Linked DNA regions of Homo sapiens: all the other regions are linked to region 1. A link is a loop called in an ENCODE intact Hi-C map of the cell type or tissue named here. Cell type or tissue: CD4-positive, alpha-beta T cell. All regions are shown on one strand. Region 1 overlaps LOC107984515 (a long non-coding RNA gene). Region 2 has its middle 17 kb from the start of OR9K2. Region 3 has its middle 7.9 kb from the start of PPP1R1A. Region 4 has its middle 53 kb from the start of NEUROD4. Region 5 has its middle 100 kb from the start of DCD.

Evidence for each region. A loop is a pair of places that touch in the nucleus more often than their neighbours do. Peaks named below come from ENCODE experiments on the same cell type or tissue, not always from the same donor. Only the 100,000 strongest peaks of a DNase experiment are listed, where the experiment ranks them.
Region 2: a loop joins it to region 1, with 9 times the contacts of the local background. A loop is called at or near these places in 52 of 110 quality-filtered maps.
Region 3: it touches region 1 in a loop (2.2-fold over the local background); 2 of 110 quality-filtered maps call a loop at or near these places.
Region 4: a loop joins it to region 1, with 11 times the contacts of the local background. A loop is called at or near these places in 107 of 110 quality-filtered maps.
Region 5: a loop joins it to region 1, with 2.7 times the contacts of the local background. A loop is called at or near these places in 7 of 110 quality-filtered maps.

The regions. Positions count from the first base shown.
Region 1 is chr12:54,990,917-54,995,916 of GRCh38, forward strand. All of the region lies in intron 1 of LOC107984515 (a long non-coding RNA gene), which reads left to right. Among named protein-coding and RNA genes, the nearest start is that of TESPA1, 8.7 kb to the left of the region's middle. RefSeq lists enhancers at 297-486, 1,147-1,196. In CD4-positive, alpha-beta T cell, CTCF peaks have their summits at 2,494 (motif pointing right) and 2,698; DNase peaks (open chromatin) are centred at 605, 1,235 and 2,455; H3K4me3 peaks cover 1,241 bases; H3K27ac peaks cover 1,555 bases.
Region 2 is chr12:55,140,524-55,145,523 of GRCh38, forward strand. No RefSeq gene overlaps it. Among named protein-coding and RNA genes, the nearest start is that of OR9K2, 17 kb to the left of the region's middle. In CD4-positive, alpha-beta T cell, CTCF peaks have their summits at 2,920 (motif pointing left) and 3,122; a DNase peak (open chromatin) is centred at 2,918.
Region 3 is chr12:54,594,022-54,599,021 of GRCh38, forward strand. No RefSeq gene overlaps it. Among named protein-coding and RNA genes, the nearest start is that of PPP1R1A, 7.9 kb to the left of the region's middle. In CD4-positive, alpha-beta T cell, CTCF peaks have their summits at 2,572 (motif pointing right) and 2,778; a DNase peak (open chromatin) is centred at 2,610; H3K27me3 peaks cover 197 bases.
Region 4 is chr12:55,070,562-55,075,561 of GRCh38, forward strand. No RefSeq gene overlaps it. Among named protein-coding and RNA genes, the nearest start is that of NEUROD4, 53 kb to the left of the region's middle. In CD4-positive, alpha-beta T cell, CTCF peaks have their summits at 1,742 (motif pointing left), 2,733 (motif pointing left) and 2,947; DNase peaks (open chromatin) are centred at 1,720 and 2,670.
Region 5 is chr12:54,747,493-54,752,492 of GRCh38, forward strand. No RefSeq gene overlaps it. Among named protein-coding and RNA genes, the nearest start is that of DCD, 100 kb to the left of the region's middle. In CD4-positive, alpha-beta T cell, CTCF peaks have their summits at 1,894 (motif pointing right) and 2,096; a DNase peak (open chromatin) is centred at 1,899.

The DNA.
Region 1 (5,000 bases):
AGGGTGAATGAATATGGGGTTAGAGATTAGAGGTAGAACATGAAAACATGGGTTATTGTGAGAAAGGGGCAGGAGGTCACAGATTGGAGGAAGGGGCAGATTTTTTTTTAAGAGCCTAGGTTCTTCTCTCACCTCCACAAAGGGGAGGCGCTGAAGTCTGAGGCCACTCTACCAAAGTCAGACTGCACTCGCTGTCCACAGGAGACTGGAGACCCTGGTGCGCGGTGGACACAGGTCAAAGCAGAAGAGGGTGTGGGGCAGAACCCAGCAATGAACTGCAGAACGATAGACCAAGGTTTCTGGAAAGATGTTAAGTGTTTCCTCAGTGTAGTGTCAGTTAATCAGAGGAAATGGGACAACTGCGGCCTTCTGATCAGAGGGATATCTGCAGGTGGCGAGATGGTCCATGTGGCACCCCAGAGTATGTTCCGCGCGCGCAGGAGTGTCAGATCCAAGGAGAGTTCTCTCTGTTAGGTTTGAGAAAGAGTAGGAGGAAGAGGTGGAGGAGGAAAAGAGAGAAGAGACACTGAATCAGAGAGAAGCAGAGAGAGAATCTGAGGGAAATGATTTACATGCAAGAGAAAGTGAAACTGAAGTGTAACCACCCACCCAAACTGCAAAAGGCAACTTCTCTTGTCCACCCACTGGAGGAAACATCTCATCTTTCTCAGGCACCTGGCCTGGCAACACTCATCCTGCTCCCATAGCCTGTCCTGCCTCCCTTAGAAGGTAGGAACAACTGAGAAAGTGGGAGTGAAGGAGATTTAAATGACTTAAAGTGCTCCACAGCTACATATTATAATTTTCCCTATACTTACACTGAACCTGTCCCTTTTGACCTATGCGTTAAGGAGTGAGAAGTAAAAAATCCTGTCCTTTAGGCCTTACTCTGCTTCTTTTCTGGGTTTCAGAGTCCTTAAATGTAAAATGAGGAAGTAAAAATAAACTGTCTTTAGGGTTCTTCCCAGTGTAATGTTTTATATTTCTAATAATACTATCATTTAATGAGTGAATACTCTGCGAAAAATGACTAATATATCTTAACTTGAATCCTGAAAACAATCTCAAAAGTGGATATTGTGATCCATAGATGAATTAAGTAAGATTGTGTCTCTTTCTGACTTTTCCCACCCTGCAAACCTCTGTCTTCACAGATGAACCCCCAACCTGTTACACAGTCATACATCACTTAGTGACGGGGACATGCTCTGAGAAATGCGTCCTTGTGTGAACATCATAGAGTGCATTTACACAAACCCGGATGGTATAGCCTACTGCACGCCTTGGCTATATGATGCAATCTATTCCTCCTCGGCTTCAAATCTGGACAGCATGTTACTGTACTGAATGCTGTAGGCAATTGGAACACAGTGGGAAGTGTTTGTAGCTCTTAACACATCTTAACATAGAAACAGTACAATAAAAATATAGTATAAGAGATAAAAAATGGTACACCTGTATAGGACACTTACCATGAATGTGGCTTGTAGAACTCGAAGTTGCTCTGGGTGAGTGAGTGAGTGGGTGCAGGTGACCGTGAAGGCCTAGGACATTACTGTACATCACTGTAGACTCTATAAACACTGGACACTTAAGCTACACTAAACTTACTTAAAAATATTTTTCTCTCTTCATTAATAAATTAACCTTAACTTACTGTAATTTTTTTATTTTATACAATTTTAAATTTTTGACTTTTTTGTTAATAACACTTAGCTGAAAACACACATTGTACAGCTGTACAAAAATATTTTATTTATATCCTTATTTGATAAGCTTTTTTAATTTTTAAATTATTTTATTTTACTTTTTAAACTTTTTAAAAAAATTATGACACAAATACACACATTACTTTTGGCCCACACAGGGTCAAGATAATCAATATCACTGGCTTGCACCTCCACATCTTATCCCACTGGAAGGTCTTCAGGGGCATGGAGCTGTCATCTCCCTATGAGGACGATGCCTTCTGGAAGAGGTCCTGAAGGACCTGCCTAAGGCTGCTTTACAGTTCACTTTTTAAACAAGTAGAAGTAGTGCACTGTAAGACAACAATAAAAAGTATAGTGCAGTAAACACATAAACTACATAAACTATACATAACTATACATAAACTATACATAAAAGTATAGTGCAGTTTAGTATATGTATAGGTACAGAGCACTATACATAAAAGTATAATGCAGTAAATACATAAACTACATACAAAAACTGTTACTCCAGTAACAGTTGTTTATTATCATTATTAAATATGTACTATACGTAGATGTATGTACTCTACTTTTATATGACTGGCACGCAGTGTTTGTTTACACGAGCAATCAACACAAACATGCAAGTAAACGTGAGTAATGCATTGTGCTACCACATTACCATGGCTACGACGTCACTAGGTGATAGGAATTTTCCAGCTCCATTATAATCTTACGAGACTGTGGTATATGCGGTCCATCCTTGATCAGAATATTGTTATGCAGCTCAAGACTGTACTCCTAATGACCACCAGGTGGCAGCCTATACCCATTCTTTAATCTCACAGTTACATAGGTGGAAATCTCAGATTAGCCCACTGCCCAGGAGGTTGTCTAACCCAGACTGATGAATTAACCCAATTATGGAGTATCTGGACAACCCCTGTTTGTCTGATTTGTATCACAGGAGATTGAACGAATTTAGGAGCTGAATAAGCAATCGAAGATTTCTTCCTTTTATTTTTTTGGATTTCTTTTTCGTCTTTGGAGACAGGGTCTCCCCAGGGCCCAGGCTGGAGTGCAGTGGCACAGTGATGGCTCACTGCTGCTTCGACCTCCTGGGCTCCAAAGATCTTCCAACCTCAGCCTCTCGAGTAGCTGGGACTAGGCACCACCACCATGCCTGGCTAATTTTTTTGTAGAGACAGGATCTTACTTAGTTGCCCAGGCTGGTCTCAAACTCCTGGGCTCAAGCAATTCTCCCCCCTCAGCCTCCCAAAGTGCTGGGATTACAGGTATGAACTACCACCATGCCCGGCCAGATTGCTCATTTTAAATTAAACAGTTTTCAGGGTTGAATAGAATTTCAAAAGGTTAAGGAGTAAAAAGTAGTCTGTACTCACAGAGAGATTTGAGTGAGCATAAATACCAAGATGGAAAAGTATAGGGTATGTTTGGGAAAAATCAAGTAGCTCAGCATGGCTATACTGTGAGTTGTGTTATGAGAAAGAGTGAGTGGAACCTAAGATAATTAACCTAAATTAAGTTTAGATCTAAGAAATCTTGAATACCATATTTTGGGTTATGAAATTTGTTTTAACTTTAACAGTTTTCCTTTGAAATAGAGAACTTCTGTACACCTGTCACTCTGACTTAAAATTGTTAATATTTTGCTTTATTATAATGTATTTTTTCCCAACATTTTGAGAATCAGTTGTAGATATTATGCCCCTTTGCCTCTTAAAATTAAAGACAATAATTTTCATAACTATAGTATAATTATCAAAATTTTAAAAATAACATTGATACAATCATCTAGTTTACAGACTTTATTGTTTTCCAAATAATATGTAGGATCACACACTGCATATAGTTTTCATGTCTCTTTTGTCTCCTTAAATCTGAAATTCTTTCTCTACTTTTCTTTATCTTTCATGGAAATTGAATTTTTTTCCTTTCCAATTTTTGTTTTAGGTTCAGGGGTACATGTTACATGGGTAAATTGGGTGTTGCGGGGTTTGCTGTACACATTCTTTCATCACCCAGGTAATGAGCATAGTACCTAATGGGTAGTTTTCTGATCCTCACCCTCCTCCCACTCATTACCCTCAAGTAGACCCAAAGTTGCTTCCTGCTTTGTGTCCATGGTGTACTTGATGTTGATATTTTTAAAGAGTATAGTCCTTCTATTCTGTAGAGCATCTCTCAATTTGATTTGTCTGCAGTTCATGTGATTCAATCTGCGTTAGACAATTTTGTCAGGATTACTACATGTGATGATGTCTCCCCAGTGCATCACATCAGGAAGTATGTAGTATCAGTTTTCCTATTATTGGTAATATAATGTGGTATTCTTTTTTTCCACTGTAAATTTATAATTTTCCTTTTTAAATTAAAAAGTACTTTTAAATATTTTCAAACTATGTCAATATCCTATTCCTTATTAAGCTTTCAACTCTCACCTACTAGTTTTGGTATTTTATCTTCTTAAGAGTTGGGAGTCATCAAAAATATATTGAGCTGGATAGGATAAAATCAGAACCATGTTTAGAAATGTCACCCTAGAAACTGTGAGTGTGTGATTTTACTATCTTCAACTCTGACACATTGTAGACCTTCCTTTTTTTTTTTTTTTTTTTTTTGGTTTGTTTTATTTTTTGAGATGGAATCTCGCTCTGGCTCCTAGGCTAGAGTACAGTGGTGCGATCTCAGCTCACTGCAACCTGTGCTTCCTGGGTTCAAGCAAATCTCCTGCCTCAGCCTTCCGAGTAGCTGGGATTACAGGCGCCTGCCACCACACCCAACTAATTTTTGTATTTTTAGTAGAAACGGGGTCTCACCATGTTGGCCAGGCTGGTCTCGAACTCCTGACCTCAAGTGATCTGTCCGCCTCAGCCTCTCAAAGTGCTGGGATTACAGGTGTGAGCCACCGCACCCAGCCTAGGCCTTCCTTTTGTCTGGGACTCTGGTACCCAAGTTCTGACCTGCTCCAGGTAATCTTTTAACCTTGAGTCTAGCACATACGAATCTTGGTAGATTGGTGATGTCCTCCTATCAGGCCAGTGCAGCCCAGGCTCAGATCACACATTTTGGATGGATTTGTTCCTTTGGGCAGATTCCCTTGTGCAAGGAACAACCAGCACAATCATAAGTGCAGAGACCTAACAGCTCTGGATTAAATTTGGAAAACATTAGAATATGGGAGAAAAGAAACATACATTAAGCTCTTCCAACTCACCCATCTCTCTTCTGGTTGTTTCTCTGTACATCCTCTCGTGTAAATCTCACAGCAACCCTTCAAGGCAGGCA
Region 2 (5,000 bases), 150 kb after region 1:
AAAAAATCACTGTACAAAAATAGGTATCATTTTAATACACTAACAATATTCAAGTTGAGAGCCAAACCAAGAATGCAATCCCATTCACAATAGCCACAAAAGGAATAAAATACCTAGGAATACAGCTAACCAGGGAGGTGAATAATCTCTATCACAAGGATTACAAAACACTGCTGAAAGAAATCAGAGATGACACAAACAAATGGAAAAAATTCCATGTGCATGGATAGGAAGAATCAATATTGTTAAAATGCCCATACTTCCCAAAGCAATTTACAGATTCAATGCTATCCATATCAAACTACCAATGATATTCTTCTCAGAATCAGAAAAAACTATTTTAAAATTCATATGGAACCAAAAAAGAGCTCAAATAGCAAGGCAATATTAAGCAAAAGTAACAAAGTTGGAGACATCAGGTTATTCAATTTCAAACTATGTTACAAGGCTACAGTAATCAAAACAGCATGGTTCCAGTACAAAAACAGACACATAGACCAATGGAACAGAATAGAGAGCCCAGAAATAAAGTCATATGCCCACAACCATCTGATCTTTGGCAAAATAAACAAAATCAAGCAATGGGAAAAGGGGTCCCTATTCAGTAAATGATGCTGGGATAACTGGCTAGCCATATGCAGAAGATTGAAACTGGACCCCTTTCTTATACCATCTACAAAAATAAATTCAAGATGGATTAAAGACTTAAATGTAAAACCTAAAATTATAAAAATCCTGGAAAATGAAAATAACCTAGAAAATACCAATCTGGACATAGGCCCTGGCAATGATTTCATTACAAAATGCCAAAAGCAATTGCAACAAAATAAAAAATTGACAAATGGGACCTAATCAAAGTAGAGAGCTTCTCCACAGCAAAAGAAACTGTCAACAGAGTACACATACAGCCTACAGAATAGGAGAAACTATGCATCTGACAAAGTTCTAATATCCAGCATCTATAAGGAACTTAAACAAATTAACAAGCAAAAACCAAATAACCCCATTAAAAAGTGGGCAAAAGACATGAAGAACACTTTTTGAAAGAAGACATACACATAGCCAATAAGCATATGAAAAAATGCTCAACACTACTATTAGAGAAATAGTAGAGAAATGCAAATGAAAACCACAATGAGATACCATCTTATACTAGTCCAAATGTCTATCACTAAAAAGTCAAAAAATAGATGCCAGAGAGGTTGTGGGGAAAAGGGAAGGCTTATTCACTGCTGATGAGAATGTGAATTAGTTCAGCTATCATGGAAAACAGTGTGGCAATTTCCCAAAGACCTTAGAAGTATCATTTGACCAAATAAATAAATAGAAATATATAAAAAAACATGAAAAATTTCCTTTCCTTTAAACACGTTAGCATTGGTAAGAAAAAGAAACTAAAATATATGACCAGATTAAAAAATAAGTACAACTTCTAGAAACAAAAAAAAGTAAAATTAAAAGCTTAATAGTAAAACAAAGTTTACCTTAAAATTGAAAATGTAAATACAGATGAAGGATAACTGAAGAAAGAATTAGGATACTTGAAAAAAAAAAACAGCAAAAAGAGACAGAGATAGATGATACCAATAGTGTTAGAGAGTCTGCAATATGTCCAGTGGAAATGATGGAATTAAAGAAAGAGAATATGGGTTGGTAAAATGATGCCAAACAGAAGGTACACTACAAAAAATGTACCATAGTGAAAACGCACAATACCAAAGACAAAGAGAAGAAGCCAGAAGGAAAGACAAAATAAAGATAAGTTTAGTAAAGGAAAACTTAGACTGATGGCTGAATTCCCAAAAGAGATGAAACTGATTGTATTATCTCAATAGATGCCGAAAAGGCACTTGATATAATCAGAAAAATGCAAAAATAAGTCCACAATGAGATGATGCAATATCATGACCATAATTGTATAAAAACATTTTAAAATATGATTGCTACCAGCTACTGGCAAGGATATCAATCAATGTGGCATGTAATATGATGATGATAGGAACTAAATGATTTGTTATTATCTTCTAAAATTAAGAAATGCCCTATGGTTCTGCATAGTTTATGCATATATATGTGTGTATACATATGTATGAAATATATTACATATTCATCAAATGCTTAACATTTTAACAGAATATTTATTCTTGAGCTCACATATTCTTTTTAGGGTAATCATCCCTTCTGATACACGTATGTTTAAAGCTGCATTGGTAAATGATACTTGCTCATAAGTTTTCCTTATTTATTTATTTGAAATCCTTTTTTTTACCAATTTGAAATGCTTTCCCCCACAACAGATATACAACATTAGGTGTAAAGCTATTTGTCTCAGGGCATTGATGTTATCATACCACTGTTTTCTGACTCATATGTATACACACATATATATGCATAAACTATGCAGAACCATAGGGCATTTCTTAATTTTAGAAGATAATAACAAATCATTTAGTTCCTATCATCATCATATTACATGCCACATTGATTGATATCCTTGCCAATAGCTGGTAGCAATCATATTTTAAAATGTTTTTATACAATTATGGTCATGATATTGCATCATCTCATTGTGGACTTATTTTTGCATCTTTCTGATTATATCAAGTGCCTTTTTGGCATCTATTGAGATAATACAATCAGTTTTATCTCTTTTTCTATTAATGTGGTGAATTATATTAATTGGTTTTCTAATATTAAACCAACTTTACATTTCTGAGATATAATCAACTTTTTCATAATGCACTACACTTTTTTACATTTTAAATCCTATTTTAACATAACAAAAAAGTTTCAAAATGTATTTTTTTCCCCTTAAGAGTAAGGATCTTGTTGTGAAGTAAATGGTGTGATCCAGGATGTGCGGAACTGCTCAGGATTTCTGGGTAGTTGTGGCTCCAGAAGGAAATCCTGTACTCAATTGTAGTTTGCTGCCATCTGGTGGCTGTTGTCTACTGCCATGAAATCTAAAGATTCTGGGTACTGTAAAGAATGGAACTTCGAGCACAATGGTAAGAAATCTAACTATTTCCAAGAAACCTGGTTTTCATCCCCACCATATTACCCTGAGCAAGGAAGATTGGTTGAAAATAAATGGAATTGTGCGAGCCACCCTCTAACTCCTTGTTTCCCAAGATAAAGTTGTCTGACACTGTCTGCCTTGTTTTCCCTCCCCTCCTTTTGTTTTTTTCCCTCACTGAAAATAATTCCTGTAAGATTTCATCCCTGTTCCAGAAAAGGGATGAAGAGAAAATGGAAAATATTTGCCAGTAACATTATATCTGAACTTGTCTTATTCTGAGGTGCATTTTCATGGAGTTTCACTGAACTTCATTTATAATTGTGTATATGTTCATCATCAAGACAGAACATTATTTATTTTCCTCATAATAACCATGGCACCTTTTGGACTCAAGCTTGTATTACATCATTAAAAGGTGAAGTTTTTCTTCTTTTTATTCTAAAGAGGTGGTTGAAATTTTCTGCTCCTTGAAGGTTTGCAAAAACTGACAAGATGCCATCTGGACAAGTGTTTTTTATGGGAAGAGTTTTGAGGAATGATTTTAGTGGTTAACAGAAGGGGTTATAATCAAAATATTTAACAGCTGTTCAGTAATTGATATATACAAATGCTTATATATCAATACGTAAATCAATAAAAAGTCCCTTTTATGATCTTAGTAAACTGCTTAATGAATGATAAAATTTTTAGCAAATCTATTGATTTTTACAAATTATTGGGGGAATCTTTGGATTTACATCTTACCACTAAATACTGTCTGAGCCACAGTTTGATGTGAAACAACTAGACTAGACCAAACCATTACAAAAGTTGTCCCATTAAATGAAAAGTTATCACATGATGTGGTGTTCAAAAGAATTTTTTTCAGCAAAATTTCTATAGTGCTGAATTCTCTTCAAATTTCTGATAACTATTATCAACATTTGAAGTTTTCTGGCTCCTTTAATGCTCTCTGATATTTTTTATATTCAATAACTCCATTATTCAAGAAGACAAAATCATTTTTCCACTGACATATTTAATTAGATGATTTAAATTTATTAATGTTTTTTATTTTCTTTCTTTCTTTTCTTTTTCTTTTTCTTTTCTTTTCTTTTTCTTTTTCTTTTTTTTTTTTTTTTTTGAGACAGCATCTGGCTCTGTCGCCCAGCAGAGGTGCGATCTTGGCCCACTTCAAACTCCACCTCCTGGGTTCCAGCAATTCTCATGCCTTAGCCTCCCAAGTAGCTGGGATTGCAGGCAGGTACCACCTCGCCTGGCTAAATTTTGTATTTTAAGTAGAGACTAGGTTTTGCTATGTTGGCCAAGCTGGTATGAAACTCATGGCCTCAAGCCATCTGCCTGCCTTGGCCTCCCAAAGTGTTGGGATTACAGGTGTGAGCCACCACGCCCAGCCTGTTTGTTTACTTTTTATTCAAAAAAGTATGCAAATGTTCAATAGAGTTTCTTATGCAATAGTTTGAAAGAACTTAAAAGTTCACTACATGTTTTTTACTGTTGTCTAAATCAATTTTTTTGCTTTTCTTTACATTTTAATTTTTAATTATTTTATCATCAAATTATTGATCATAGTTTTTATTTATTTTATGTTGGTAATTTTTATTTATTGTATATAAAAATAATGAAATAAAGTTCCTTGTTTTGCAATGAAAGTGTATTAGTCAAACTTCTCCAGAAAAGCAGAGAAACAGCAGGATGTATATAAATGAAGAGATTTATCATGAACAAATTGGCTTATTCAAATCCCTATAAGGTTGTCCTGAAAATATTTATTATTAAAACCAGTTTTTTAACATCAAATATAAATTTTGATACGGTATTTTAGGTATTGTGCTTTCCAAATTAGTGAAATTCACAAAAACTAATAAATGATCTTCTAAATCCCAAATTTTACATTTTAGATAAGTTATTTAAATTTTTAAGGTTAAAAAATAAAGATTTTTTGATAATAAGTAATGTGTCCATGATTTATATATTTTTC
Region 3 (5,000 bases), 400 kb before region 1:
ACTGGGGAGCAGATGCCTGCTTTTCTCTTGGGGCTGCTCAGCAGGGGAGTGTGTATAGGGGAGTCATTTGAAAGTTATAGCCCAGTCCTCCTTCCCCCGTCCTCCCAGGCTTGGCAGAGGGTACTGGGCCCCAGCCCCAGCCCAAACCTTGCATCCCTCTTGCCAAGGGTTAGCCATTGCTTGTTGCTGTGGCTGGAGAAGGGGTGAGAAGTGAGAAGTCCCTAGGACTGCTGTAACAAAGTGCCACTAACTGGGTGGCTTAAACAACAGAAATTAATTCTCTCACAATTCCGGAGGCTAGGAGTCTGAATTCAAGGTGTCAGCAGTGCCATAGACCTTTAGGGAAGAATTCTGTGTGCCTCTTTCAGCTTTTAGTGGCTCTGGTGTTCCTTGGCTTATGGCAGCATAACTCTGATTTCTGCCTCTATCTTCACACAGCCTTCTTCCCTCTTTTTTTTTTTTTTTTTTTTTTTTTTTTTTGAGACAAGTTCTTGCTCTGTGGCCCAGGCTGGAGTGAGTGCAGTGGTGTGATCTCACCTCGCGGCAATCTCTGCCTCCCGAGGAGCTGAGACCACAGGCGTGCTCCACCACGCCTGGCTATATTTTGTATTTTTAGTAGAGACAGGTTTTCACCATGTTTGTCAGGCTGGTCTCGAACTCCTGACCTCAGGTGATCCACCCACCTTGGCCTCCTAAAGTGTTGGGATTACAGGTGTGAGCCACTGTGCCTGGTCCTTCTTCCCTCTTGTGTGTCTGTGTTCTCTCCTCTTCTAACAAGGACACCAGTCATTGAATTTAGGGCCCACCCCAAATCCAGTATTATTTCATCTTGAAATTGTAATTAATTACATTAGCAAAGACCTTATTTCTGTATTCTGAGATTTTGGGTGGACATGAACTTTTGGGAGACACTAATCAACCTACTACAGATGGTGAGAGTGCCTGACAGGGCAGGGAGATGGTGAGTGCTCTAAGATTAGGATAGGGGGTCCTGCCAGAGCAGGCATAGGAGGCCAGTAGCCTTCTGTCTCTCTCCCCTCCCCAAGAAGACGAGGATGTGTTCAGAATCCCTGGTTGGGGTTGGGCTGGTCTCAAGAGGCCTTAAAGAGGAGGCTACTGGTGGTGAAGACGGGGAAGAGATGGGAGGACCGGTGGTCTAGACTGGAAAAAAGAAGGCTGAGAGGAGGACTTGGAAGGGAAAACTTTGGGTCCCTGTAACTTAGTCCCAGTGGAAGGGGAGACTGTAACGTGTGTGATGAACAATCACAACTTGTCGTATGATGAAAAAATGAAGTTGCATTTTGCTTACATAGTCCAAGATGCATTTTAGTTTCATGATACTTGTTGTTTCCCAGCATTCCTTTATACTTTATTGCGGGGTGGATAGGGGTAAAGTTTTCCTTGCTTCTGGGCGAAAACCCAGGAAAGCCTCTGAACCTTGCTGCTCACTCTCAGGTGAGGGATAGTCTCTATTCAGAAATTAGAACAACCAGGCTAATATATGAATCAAAACCTGAAACCATTTAGTGTCACTTCTCCAGGCTGCTGGGCCCTGCTTCAGTCAGAAGCTTGTGTGGGAAAGCAGGGAGTGAGTGGCTGGCTCTGCTCCACTTCTCTGTCCTGCTCTCCCTCCTGCTCTGCCCCTAGCCCGGCCTTTCCCCCGCCCTCACTAGAAGCTGTTTCAGAGTGAGGTGTGTTGGTGAGGGGTGGGGTGGTGCAGAGCCGACTGGCAGGGGTAGATCAGTTTTGAGATCAGTTGGTACTCAGCCTCCTCCATCAGTTGGTACTCAGCCTCCTCCATCAGCTGATACCACCCTCAGGCTCTTTCTCTGTGTTCTCTGGTGATTATTCTCTGACAGGCGTTTTCCTGGGTCTTCAGGGTTCACCTCACCTGTGTCCCAGGAGTTGAGACTCCTTCCTCAGCTGCTGGGGTCCTTTTGTTCATTGAGGTAGCCCTATTGCACAGGATCCAAGATGGACCCAGGGGAATGCACCTGTCTCCTTCTCAGGGGCCCGTAGCTGGTTCTGCCCTGATTAGGCAAACCCTGTGGTGCAGGGTGTCTCAGTAGCAGCTCTGCTGGAATGCTCACATGTCCCCAGTCCTCTCTCTCCTTCTAAACTTCTGGGAAGTACCCAGACTCCAGAACACTCTGTTCCCAATGCTGGGGGCCACATTCTCAGCTCTTCGGGTAACCCGTGCAGGCATCTCACTGGGTTTGCTGTAAGGGAGTAGGCGCCTCTCTCCTTCCTTGGGAGGGAGGGGATGGGGCTAACAGCAGTTTTCTCCATACATTTCTTCCTCGCAGAATCCTCCCTCTCCTCCATACTATGACCCTCTTTTATATTCTTGATCTGGCTGAGGGGGTCAGAAACTAGTTTTTAAAATTTTTCACATGATGATTTGGTGCCTCGGTTTGAAATTTCCTTTGTTGTATCTTGGTGCCTGGAAATTATACTTTTATATCCTTTTACAAAAGGAACTGGGTTTAAGACTGTGCCAGGAGGGAGGGGTGTCAGGCTCTAAGTCTATACTAGCAACTTCGCTTCTCTTTGTCAGGGAAAGCTGGACACAAAACAAACATTCCATCCCAGAGGTGGAATGGCCAGCAGAGGGCAGCAGATCCTGCTTAAAACCCTGCTTCCCTCCTTGGACTCATTGGTGCTAGATTATTTCATTCAATCTCCAGACGCCACATGTCCCCCAGGTGCTGGGGCTCAGCTCTCATGGCATCTCAATCAGTTCCCTGGCATTAGCCCCACTTCCTGGCTCTCTGCAGTCTAACCACCATTCTTCCTTTTTGAAGTATCAAAAATGAATCAGTCTGCATTGGATGCTAACAGCCGTGTACTAAGCACCTGTGTTGCAATGAGTGCAGAGATCAAAGCCATACTCTCTGCCCTGGAGAAGCCAAGCTGGTGAGGGAGACTTGTGAACAGACACTGAGAGCTGCAAAATAGTAACTGCTGTTGTAGAGGCAGAAATAAGGACTTTGGGAGCATTGAGGAAGGGGCAGCCTGAAGGAACCAGAGAAGGCTTGCAGAGGAGGGCGAATTGGAGTTAGGCTTTTTTTTTTTTTAATTTAAAGTTGAGTAGGACTTACAGGAAGAATAATGTGAGAATAAGGGGGAAGCAGATTGACAGAATTCTGGTGGACAAGGGAGGTGAAATTAGCAAGGGAGGCGGAGAGAGGGTAGCAAAGAGTGGTGGCTACGGCAGTGTTTGGAGACTAAGGGGAGACTGGGGTCTTGGGGGACCCTTGGGGAGACACCTTAGCAGAAGAAGAGCTTCCTTTTCCTCTCCCAGTTTCCAGAAAGAGGGTCTGAGGCTCTGGGGCTGCAAGGATTCTATTGAACTTAGAGGTTATTGGAAGAAATGGAGGGGGATGGGAGTCTTGAACTCTTCAGAGAAGCAACACTTGAAGGATTCGATGTTGTTTAGCTGGGAGAAAAGAAGATTCGATGTTGTGTAGCCGGGTGGGTGAGCTTGGCATAATAGAGGGAGTGAGAGCATGGGCTTTGGATGGAGTCAGTCCGGCCTTGGAACAAATCCTGATTCTTCCAATACTCCAGTGACCTTGGGCTGGTTGCTTTACTTCTCTGATCTTATTTCCTTATCGAAGAAATAGGAATAATAATAATTCCTACATCTTAGAGATGTTTCAAGTATTGAATGGGATAATATACACAAAACTCTTAGCACACTTCCTTGTTAGTTCTCATTAAATGGTATTATTTATTATTAAAATGATTGTCTTTAGATGTTTTAAGGGTTGTCATGTGGAAATAAGAACCCACGTACCTGTGCTGCTCCACCAGGCTGAACAAGTTAGAGGGAGACAAGTTTGACTGGCAGGGAGGCAGAAGGCCCCATCTAAGCCACCAGGGCCTGGAGGAAGCTACCTTATGCAGAAGGAGTTCTCTGCTGATGGAGGGATCCAGGCAAAAACTGTCTGGGGGCTCTTTCCAAATCAATGCTTCAGAATCCTGGGTTGTTCTGAAATTATGCATCAGTCTATAAGTGAAAGATTCTGTGATTCCACTTGAAGGAAAAGGGCCCCTGGGACAGGAGAGAAGGAGCTAACAGGAGAAAGAATAAGTGCTTTGCTAATCTAGAGCCTTATAATCTGAGGCCTCAACTGTTCTGTCTCCTTGGGTAAGGGAGGACTTGCGGAGGGCTCTATGGAGGCTGTCCTGACCCTCTTCCTACCCCCCTGTGAAGGAACTCCATATTCTGTGTAGGAAGTTTGGGAGTGAAGGGGGACATTGTTTTTTTGATAAGACCCTTTCCCACCCCCTATAAAAGAAAGTCCCCATTTTGGAGTCCCCCTACCTGAACATGTGTTGAGAAGGCCTTTCTGCGCTATAGCTTCAGGCTTCTTTACTTCAGGCTTCTTCACTTCAGGCTTCCTCACTTCAGGCTTCCTCTGATGCTGGGTTAGGTTCTGTGGGCAGGTGATCTTCTCCTCACTTCTTCAGGAATCCTGTAGAGGTGAGCGGGGAGAGCACTGGGCTTTTGAGCAAGAAGGCTTCTCAGCCCCTCCCAGCATCCTTTTCTTCTAACCACTCTGGGAAAAGGTGACCCTTATCGGCTGCCCCATCCCTGTGCCCATTTCCATTAGAGGGGAGGACTTTGCTCCCTACCTCACACGGGGGTGGGTGTCAGAGTGAACCCTTCTAGCCTCTCGCTGTTCCTTACTTGCTCTTTTCTAGGAAAAAAAAAGTAGCTAATTTTACTGATCATTCATTCATTTGTTTATTCAATTCACTCATGAATTCAATTCAAATTCATTCATCGAACTTCAACTCTTTGCCCAGTAATTACTGTTCAAGGTACTGGAGAGAAAATAGTGAATAATAATGATTGATACGTTCCCAGGTTTCATGGAGCTTACATTTTTGTGAGGTAAAAAAGTATATAAACAAGTGAATAAATGTAAAAGTAGGAACATTTCAGAGCATAGGAAATGCAATGAGGGGAATAAACAAGGCGAGGTGACAGA
Region 4 (5,000 bases), 80 kb after region 1:
TGCAGAAAGTTTTTGACAGAACAAGATCCCCTCTAGATGAGAAGTGGTACAGTGGAGTGGGTGAGGGCATAGGCTTTAGAGTCAACAGATTTGGGCTTGAAACCTACTTTTCCCACTGTTATTTGTATGATGTTGTCCTTGATTAATTGTACTTTTCTTATTTAGTCCTCAATTTACTGGTTTGAAGCCTGAGGACAATAACAGATTTTCCCTCAAAGAGTTATTAGAGTCAGACAGAGAGCAGAATTCCAGAAAATTGGTAAGGAGTTGGCAGAAGTTAGCTATTATCACAAGCTATCTACAGTTTTGAAAAAAATGACTATGTTTTGTTAGAAATAGGCACAAAAGGGTATATACATATTTGATTTACTGTATTTGTAAAATAAGCCAGGTTGATATGAGAATTTTCCTAAAGCAGATTTAGTAAAAATTTTGTCCAGGAATCATATTTGTGCAAAAATTTGCTACCCTACTCAGAGTAGGGATACTATATTTCATCCTTGAATTCCTGTGGCCTAGCACAGTGTGTGTCTTGATTAGTTTTTTGTTGCTGTAACAGAATACATTATAGTGTATTCTGGGGAAACTTATTAAGAAGAGAAATTTATTTCTTACAGTTCTGGAGACTGGGATGTCCAAGGTCAAGACACTGGCAGGCTTGGTGTCTGCTTCCAAGATGGTGCCTTGAATGCTGCATCCTCCAGAGGGGAGGAACACTGTTCCTCACATGGCAGAAGAGCAGAAGGGGAACCCACTTCCAAAAGCTCCTTTATTGCAACATTAATTCATTCATTAGGACTGAGCCCTCATGACCTAAACACCTCCCATTTGGTGCCACCTCCCAACACTGTTACATTGATGATTAAGTTTCCAACACATGAGTTTGGAGTAGACAAAAACATTCAAACCATAGCAGAGCCTTACATTTAGTAGTCCTATATATGTTGGCTGAAGTGAAGTGAGAGATGGCAAGAGGTACAAAAAGGGATGGTCAGATGCATTTTGTTTTGTCTGGTCCATCATGTTGTACATCACACCACAAACCCCAGTTTCACATAAATGAGCTAGGGTGACCAACCATCCTGGTTGCCCACCTCAGAACTTTCCCTGTTTTAGAACTGAGAAACCTCTCAGGCCCAGGAAAACCAGAATATTTAGTTACCTGACTGGGTTCAGCTTTAATGAGAATCTGACTTTAAGGTCAAGTAAAAGGTTTATCTACTTCTATAGCCCAATATTACTTAAACGTGAGAGATATCCATTCCTTTTATCATCAAAATAAACAAATGAAGTTCAGCCAAAATACGAATAAGGCTCTTGATATCAGAATATCTCCTATTTTGTTGTGGGAAAGGGGGTAGGAAATGGGAAGATACTGAAAGGAGAGTGTTAGGTCAGGGAGAGCTGGAACTAGAAAAAGGTCTGGAGTGATGCAGGATTTTTCTCAGCCCCTTTGTCAGACTAATGACAGGGGTGCCCTGTTTACTTGGCCCACCACACTCAACCCTTTGTGAGAGAGAGCATGTGAGTAAGTGAGTGGGATCCAGCCAGCTGCTTTGGGCACCAGCAGGAGCAAGCTCAGTGTGGAGCCTGCAGTGGTGCCCAGGTGGGGGTGCCTGCCACCCCAAAACCCCAGAGGGCATGTTTGCAGTGCTCTCATAGCTCTGCCATCTGCAGACAGCAGTGTCTTAGCAGCTCGGTTGGCCCGTTGCCTCATTGTGTGGGGTGGCTGCCCTCTGCTGGCAAGGGCAAAGAGCCAATGTGGCAGCCTTTTTTGGGTACCTGCACTCAGTGGGTTCTGAGCTCTTGGATGCTGGACAAGAAGAATGAGGTTAGCCTTGAAGGATGGTGAAGGCGGAGAATTTTATTAAGTGATGGAAATTGTTCTCAGTGGACAGGGGAGCTGGACAGGGGATGGGACAAGCAGGTAGTCTTTCCCCCAAAGTCCGGCTGGCTCTTTCACGAAGTCCAGCCAGCTATTCCCTGAAGTCAAGCCACCTCAGTGAAGTCAAGCTGCCTCTCTTCTCTACTGACTGAGTCTGGGGTCTTTATAAGCACAGGATGGGAGTGGGGGCAGGCCATAGGTAGTTTTGGAAAAGGCCATGTTTGACTGGTAAAAAGACATTACTCAGAAAGAGCCAATTGGGAGAGAGTGGGCAAAGAGGAATGGAAGTTCTCACTTTGGGCTGCAGGTCTCAGGCCACTTTGGCATGAAGGTGGGTTTTCACCGGGGACCCGCCCCGTCTGCCTAGAATTTCTCTGCCTCCTGCCTCTATCAGGAGGACCTAAGCAAAAATTTTGCTCACTACTTAGTTTACATATTTTGTTATTCCACCGTATCATTTCTCTTAGAAATAACAGTCCCTAGAGGATCTGGGATAGAGAAAGGCCACAGTGAATGTTTATAATACTGTGAAGGAGCTGCCCTGGAAACTAAAAGATCAGGTTCTAATCCTGGTTCTGTCATGAACTATTTTTGACCTTTGATAAGTCGCCTACATTTTCAGAAATTCAGTTTCCTCTTTGGACTCTGAAGGAAAATGTGGGCTCAATTGATCAAAAGATCCTAGTTCTTTGTAGATCGAATACTTAGGATTTAATAGGAACATCCTCTCAGAAGCCCATCATGACTTTTCACCACTGACTAGGCCAAGTATTGATGGTGCTATCATGGGGATGTGCTGCCACCTTGCGGTAGTTTGAGTTGTCCGCATGCACTAGTTTACTAGGAAAATCTCTGATTTATTTTCCTACAATATGTTGTTATTTTCACCCAAAGGAACACATTCTTTTAAAATTTGGAATCCTTAGGATATCTTCATTTACTTAGATTTTTTTGTAGCAATATTTTGTAGTTTTAAATGTAGAAATATTAAACATCCTTGATAAAATTTATACCTTTATTTTGATATTATAAATGGTACTTTTAATATTAAAATAAATTTAATTTTACAATTTCTGTTGTTAGTATATAGTAATAAATTGATTTTTATATATTAATTTTGTATCCCAAGATTTTTTTAGATTTATCTTTCGGTTTTAGCAGTTTTTTGAGGGTGGTAAGGGGGCTAGATCCTTAGGATTTTCTATATGCAAAATTATGTAATTTTGAATAAGGAAATTTAAACTTCTTCTTGACCAATCTGTATGCCTTTATCTTCTTTTCACCATTGAATATGATGTCAAAAGGTTTTAGTAGACAACACTAATAGAATGCTTACTGTTGTTTCTGTAGTCTTATAAAAGTATGAAATACATTAATCTTATTTATTTATTTATTTATTTATTTATTTATTTATTTTTGAGATGGAGTCTTGCTCTGTCGCCCAGACTGGACTGCAGTGGCGTGATCTCAGTTCACTGCAACCTCCACCTCCTGGGTTCAAAAAATTCTCCTGTCTCAGCCTCCCAAGTAGCTGGGACTACAGGAGCATGCCACCACGCCTGGCTAATTTTGGTATTTTTAGTAGAGTCGGGGTTTCGCCGTATTGGGCAGGCTGGTCTCGAACTTCTGACCTCAGGTGATCCACCCACCCTGGCCTCCCAAAGTGCTGGTATTACAGGCATGAGCCACTGCGCCTGGCCACATTAATCTATTTAATCATCATAGTCCTCTGGGATATGTACTATCATTGTTCCTGCTTTAAAGATGACGAAATTAAAGTTTAAGGAGGTTAAATGTCTTACCTGAGGTCATCAATGACAGAGCTATCAAATGGAGGAGCTGGATTTTAAACTTATTCATTATGTTATTCTACTGCTTTATGCTTCTTCCAAGAATTCTTAAAAGTTACATTTATTGTGGTACAGTTTCTTAGGCTTTGTTTATCTGAGAATATTTTTATGATATCCTTACACTTACGTTATAAAATTTTAGATTCTAACTTCTTGACTCAATTCTTTCAGTGCAACCTTTAAGAAATCAAATGGCAACATCATTCTTCTTTTAAGATCATCTGCTGTTTATTTCTGAAGGGTTTTCCAGATCTCTCTGTATTGTAGATATTTCTAATTTTTTCTATAACATGTCACTGTATTTTCTCCTTAAGTGTCATGTTTAGTCTTCTGTGTTCCCTTTTTGTTTGAAATTGTTCACATATGTATGTTTTATGTATAATTCTTACAAATTTTCAATCAGCGTGGCTGTTCTTAAGCATGTTTCCATTCATGTTTGAGCTAGGGATAAAAATAATGAGATGGTGAGGGACTTCCTAAATTTAAAATAAACATCTATTCATCTAAAGATCATGGAATTCTATTTTTTTTCCCAATTGCTTTGATAAAAAGCAAACAACATGAAAAAGTTATTGGCAGGTTGAAAAGTCTAACAGAAAACATTTGCTTAAAGCTGGTCTTCGGCTCTTTGTTTCCACTTTTATGACGATTAGGAAGCACCTGGACTAAGCCGGCAAGGCACCATGCCAAATGGAGCAGAAACAAGTTGCTCAGAAATTCATTAAATTTACATCTTAATGAAAACTATTTTCTGCCTAGAAACAGTATGAATATAATAAATCCCAGTGGGGAGATTCTGGGTTTGTTGGATAGGACTGAAAATGAAGAAAGTTTTTGTGTTGTAGTTGCAATTGTTAAATGATGAAAGAGAAGTTCTAAGAGCACTAGTGATTGGGAGACTAGGAGACATGTTTTTTCTATATGTAGAGTTCCAATTCAAACCCCCTAAATGATTCATAGACTACTTGACATTGTCTATAAATCACTAACCAGTGACTTTTATTGGGTTTAACTCATCTTCTCCAACTTCTAAAACTGAAGAAGCTTCTGGGCAATCTCAATTGACAAAATTATTTAGCCACCTCTTCTAATATTACTTCTAAAGGATATATTTAACATGAATAACAGACCTTGGATTCAATTAATAAAATGATTTATTCTTCATAATTAAAAAAGAATAATCAATTTCTTTTTTTAATTTTAATTTTTATTTTAAGTTTCAGGGTACATGTACAGGCTATGCAGGTTAGTTACATAGGTAAACA
Region 5 (5,000 bases), 240 kb before region 1:
ACAAAAATCAACTCAAGATGGATCAAAGACTTGAATCTAAGACCTGATACCATAAAAATTCTAGAAGATAATGTAGGAAAAGGTCTTCTAGACATTGGCTTAGGCAAAGAGTTCATGACCAACAACCCAAAAGCAAATGCAACAAAAACAAAGATAAAGAGATGGGACTTAATTAAAACAAAAAACTTCTGCACAGCAAAACAAATAATCAGCAAACAGACAACCCACAGAGTGGGAGAAAATATTCGCAAACTATGCATCCAACAAAGAACTAATATCCAGAATCTGCAAGTAACTCAAAGTCAGAATGAAAAAAACAAATAATCCCATCAAAAAGTAGGCTCAGGACATGAACAGACAATTCTCAAAAGAAGATATGCAAATGGCCAAGAAACATATAAAAAAATGCCCAACATCACTAATGATCAGGGAAATTCAAATTAAAACCACAGTGTGATACTACAGTCTTGTAAGAATGGCCATAACTGAAAAATAAAAAAAATTATAGGCGTGGATGTGGTGAAAAAGGAGTACTTTTTCACTGCTGCTGGGAATGCAAAATAGTACAACCACTGTGGAAAAGAGTATGGAGATTCCTTAAAGAACTAAAAGTAGAACTACCATTTGATCCGGCAATCCCACTGCTGGGTATCTGCCCAGAGGAAATAAGCCATTATATGAAAAAGATACTTGCACATGCATGTTTATAGCAGTACGATTTGCAATTGCAAAAATATGAAACCAGCCTAAATGCCCACCAATGAACGAGTGGATGAAGAAAATGTGATATTTTATATATATATTATATAATATATATAATTCCATGGAATACATATATGAATTCTACTCAGCCATTAAAAGGAATGAAATAATGGCATTCACAGCAACCTGGCTGGAGTTGGAGACCATTATTCTAAGTGAAGTAACTCAGAAATGGAAAACCAAACATTGTGTGTTCTCACTGATATGTGGGAGCTAAGCTATGAGGACGCAAAGGCATAAAAATAATATAATGGACTCTGGGGACTTGGGGGAAGGGTGGGGGGGCGTGAGAGATAAAAGTCTACACATTGGGTGTAGTGTACACTGCTCGGGTGACAGGTGCACCAAAATCTCACCACTAAAGAACTTATCCATGTAACCAAACACCACCTGTTCCCCAAACTGTTGAAATAATAATTAAAAAAAGAAACTAAATTAGTGTTACTCACAAGTAGAGGCCTGTTAATATCCCAATTTTCTATATAGCATCCTGGGATCTGACCAATCATAAACTCGTAGCATATTCCTCTTTTCTGGGCAAGAGTGATGGTGAGGGGGATTGGGACTCTTAACCTTTATTTTTTCTCCTGTTATCCCATGTGTTTAACAAACTTATGGTCAGCTTCTTGGAAGAATAATAGTTAAAATTTATTGATCACTTACAATATGCCAGGCACTATTCTAAACAATTTACATGTACAATTTAGCTTGATTCTCAAACTCATCTTTTGAATTAAGCATTATTATTACCTTTATTTTTTAGATGAGGAAAATGGGGCCAAGAGAAAGTTTCATAACTTGTCCAAGATCTTCTAGTTGTCAAGTTGGGATTCAAACTCAGGCAGCCTGGCTTAGAGCCTGCACTCTACCATTATTCTGATGGCAAAGATGGTAAAGTAGCTGATGCTGTGAAAAAATATTACACATACATTCACTTGAGACCAAACAATTGATTATACATGTTCTTTGATGTTTCCAGAGATGCTTACTTAATATATCCATGTAGAACTGAAATCAGTTAATTCGAACACAGTGCAATGGAGTTTATCTCTGCTGCTTGTTCATTCTTCCTGATTTTACTTTTGGATACAGCGTCTTAAGTTTCGTTACTGCACAGTTTTACAGTGACCTGCAGATGGCAGTATAGCCCAATTTAATGCAATGCCAGTAATAGAAAATGCCCTCTATTGAATGGTTTTGTTTTCCTCCCATTTTCATATCTCCATACAAAAGTTATGTCTCTAAATTGCATATTCTGCACCCTGATCCTACAGAGAAATTAGCTTTTAAGAATATTTCTTTTTTTCCCCAATTACAGCCACATGAATCCTTTCTGGGGAGGGTGGGTGTGGGTGGAATCTGGGTGGCTTCCTCTGCAGCTGCCTCAGACCCTGGGCACTGGTTACATTTTCAGTTTCAGCACCTACGTCAAAAGCTTATTTAGGGAAGGTGATGGATATATTAATCAGCTTGAGTTAATCTTTCTACAATCTATACATATATCAAAACAGCACACTGTACCCCATAGATATATACAATCATTATTTGTCGATTAAAAAAAGCTTATTGGTGAAACACATCCAACTATCGATGGAAATAAAGTGTTTCATTTTTCAAATAATTGCATCAAAAGCACTAATATCGTTACCCCACCCCAGGGATTTACTGAAGCCTCCTTGTTCTCCCTTTGGGTCTATAGATGAAGCTTAAAATTCTGACTTTCTCCCTTCCTGTGGTTCCGGGAATCCTGGCATCTTGATGCTACATTAGTGTTGGTGCTACCTATGGGCACTACCATGGTATCACATTCCTACAGCCTTACTCACCTGTTCTGCTCATTCTGTTTCTCTCTTGAAGGAACTCAAGGATATTTCCAGCATCATGTCATTTACAATTACTGCCATAGCTCCCAAGAAGGTTTTTATGCCAGAAAAATCAAAGAATATTCTGCCTTGGCCAAGCCATTTTTCTTCTAAGCAAGTGCTCCTTAGAAAGATAAATGTGCAAAAGAGTCAAGAAAAGCAAAGCAGCAAGGTTTTTTGGTTTGTGGTTAACAAACTCCTTTTAACAACTGCTTCCTCCCTACTTTCTTCTTCTTCTTCTTTTTTTTTTTTTTTCCGAGATGGAGTTTTGCTCTTGTTGCCTAGGCTAGAGTGCAATGGCACAACCTCCCTACTTTCTTTCCTTGACTGAGGTCTGTCTCTCTCTTGTAGATGCTCATATTTTTAAAACCTCTTAATGGGAGACTGCTCCTGATCCCACATTTCACATTCAAACAAAGGATCTTTTTTTTTCCACCTATACCAGCTTCCACCTTCCTCACTTTCAGACTTTCCTGGCACACGTGGACGCCTCCAGTACTTGCTCCATCATCTGCTGTATTTTAAGCCCTCGCATCCTCATCATCTAGTGTCCCTACTCCTATTTGTCTTTCCAGAGCTTTTCGACTACCTCTTTCTGGGAGGGCCCAAATCATGTTCTTCTTATTCTTTGTTTTACATTTTTACAACCTGTTATTTCACAACCTGTAGCCAGCTATTAAATAGTTATTGGATTAGATTGATTGAACTGCTTATTATCTTGCACGTGGTTCCTAAAGTAGAGATGTCTAGGAAACTGTGATACCAGTAATCCTTATGCACACCTTGGCTATATACTGCTACTGGTAGCTTAAAGGGAATACATTTCCAGATACTCAGTTTCCACATACTCTTTTCTAAAATTTGTTTGCCTGAGAACCAGCCTGTAACCAAGAAATCCTGCTGATGTGTCTTTCCCTTCTCGCTTTTCCAATTATCCTTCTATTTGAAAAAGAAAAGCAAGTTTCTCACCTATGCAGAACGGTGTAGATGCATTACACTGATGCAAAAAAATCTCTAAGACATCAGAGGGATATTTGAAATATGGTGCCAGTGTTAAGAAAGTGAATGACTTTAACGACTGAATAACCAGTCATTTTCCAAATCAAGTGGTGTCTAACTTTTTGTCAACTAATAGACTTTTACTTTTTTGGTAATAGATGTCTATGTGATGTTTCAAACATATAACTTAAAAAGGGTTCAAAGAATTGAGTTACATTGTTGAAAACGTTTATCTATTTTTGTCAACTGATTTATTTGAAATGATATTGTCAGTGCTTACAAATAAAAGTAGGAAATACAAGTAGCTTTGATGCTGAACTCTGTATAATTAAGTAACATTCATTCTTAGCTTCATGAACTAATTGGAGAAAGTCCCATCTATGAGATACATTTCCAATGTTATGTTTGATATTTGTCAGGATTTATAAGTTACATGTACTATTTTGATCAACAGTGAATAAATAAAAATTGTATCAGAAGTAAATTTTTAGCATTTGGAAACTTATGGCAACAGAAAAATTTAAATAATATACATATGTTCATTGCAGAAGAATATGATGAGGTAATCAATAACACTTTCAAGTACAAATATATATTAGGATAAAATTCTGTGGGAGGATAGAATATAAATACAAGTTCAAGAAGAAAAAAGAATCTTCTGAAATTTTTAGCTTTAAAAGTACCTTGTCTTTTAAAAATGTTTGATGGTGGGTGTCAAATTGCTATGGCATTTAGATTCCGCTGGATACATTTAAAAGAGTGAAGTAGCAGTTTTATTTAAAATGTCAGTATTATAATGTGCGAGAAGTTATATCACTTGCAACTATTTAAGCTTAAATAGTTTCTTTAAAAATCTTAAATGCCAATTACAAAATGTACGAGAGGAGATATAGTTTTTCCACATCTTTTTAGGGTGCTTGTGAGTAAATGTTTAGGAATCACTGGGCTGGGCCACAGAGTATCTCCTTTGACTCCAGGCCTAAATGGCCCCCTTCTGCTCTTGCTCAAGATTGAATTTTAGAAGTTACTACATTAGTACAATGACAGTTTAAATCTATAAATGTTAGAGGAGAAAGAGCCAAAGTGAGAATTTCCCCATTGCCTCTACCCACTGAAAACATGTCTTCATACTTGTTCTGAGCTTTGATCATTCAGAGCAGCACTCCTAGAGAATAAGTCAGGTATCAGTTGTCAATAGAAACAGTGAGGAAGGAGTTTGTACAGCAATCAGAGACCAGCAAATGATACTATGAATCTGAGGAATAAAATCAGTGAACCTGTGAATAACAAATTTGGACATGCTTATATAATTTTAGTGAAATACATTCCTTTTTGGGGGGATATCTTATGAAAACTATTTTAATTTGAATGGTAGAT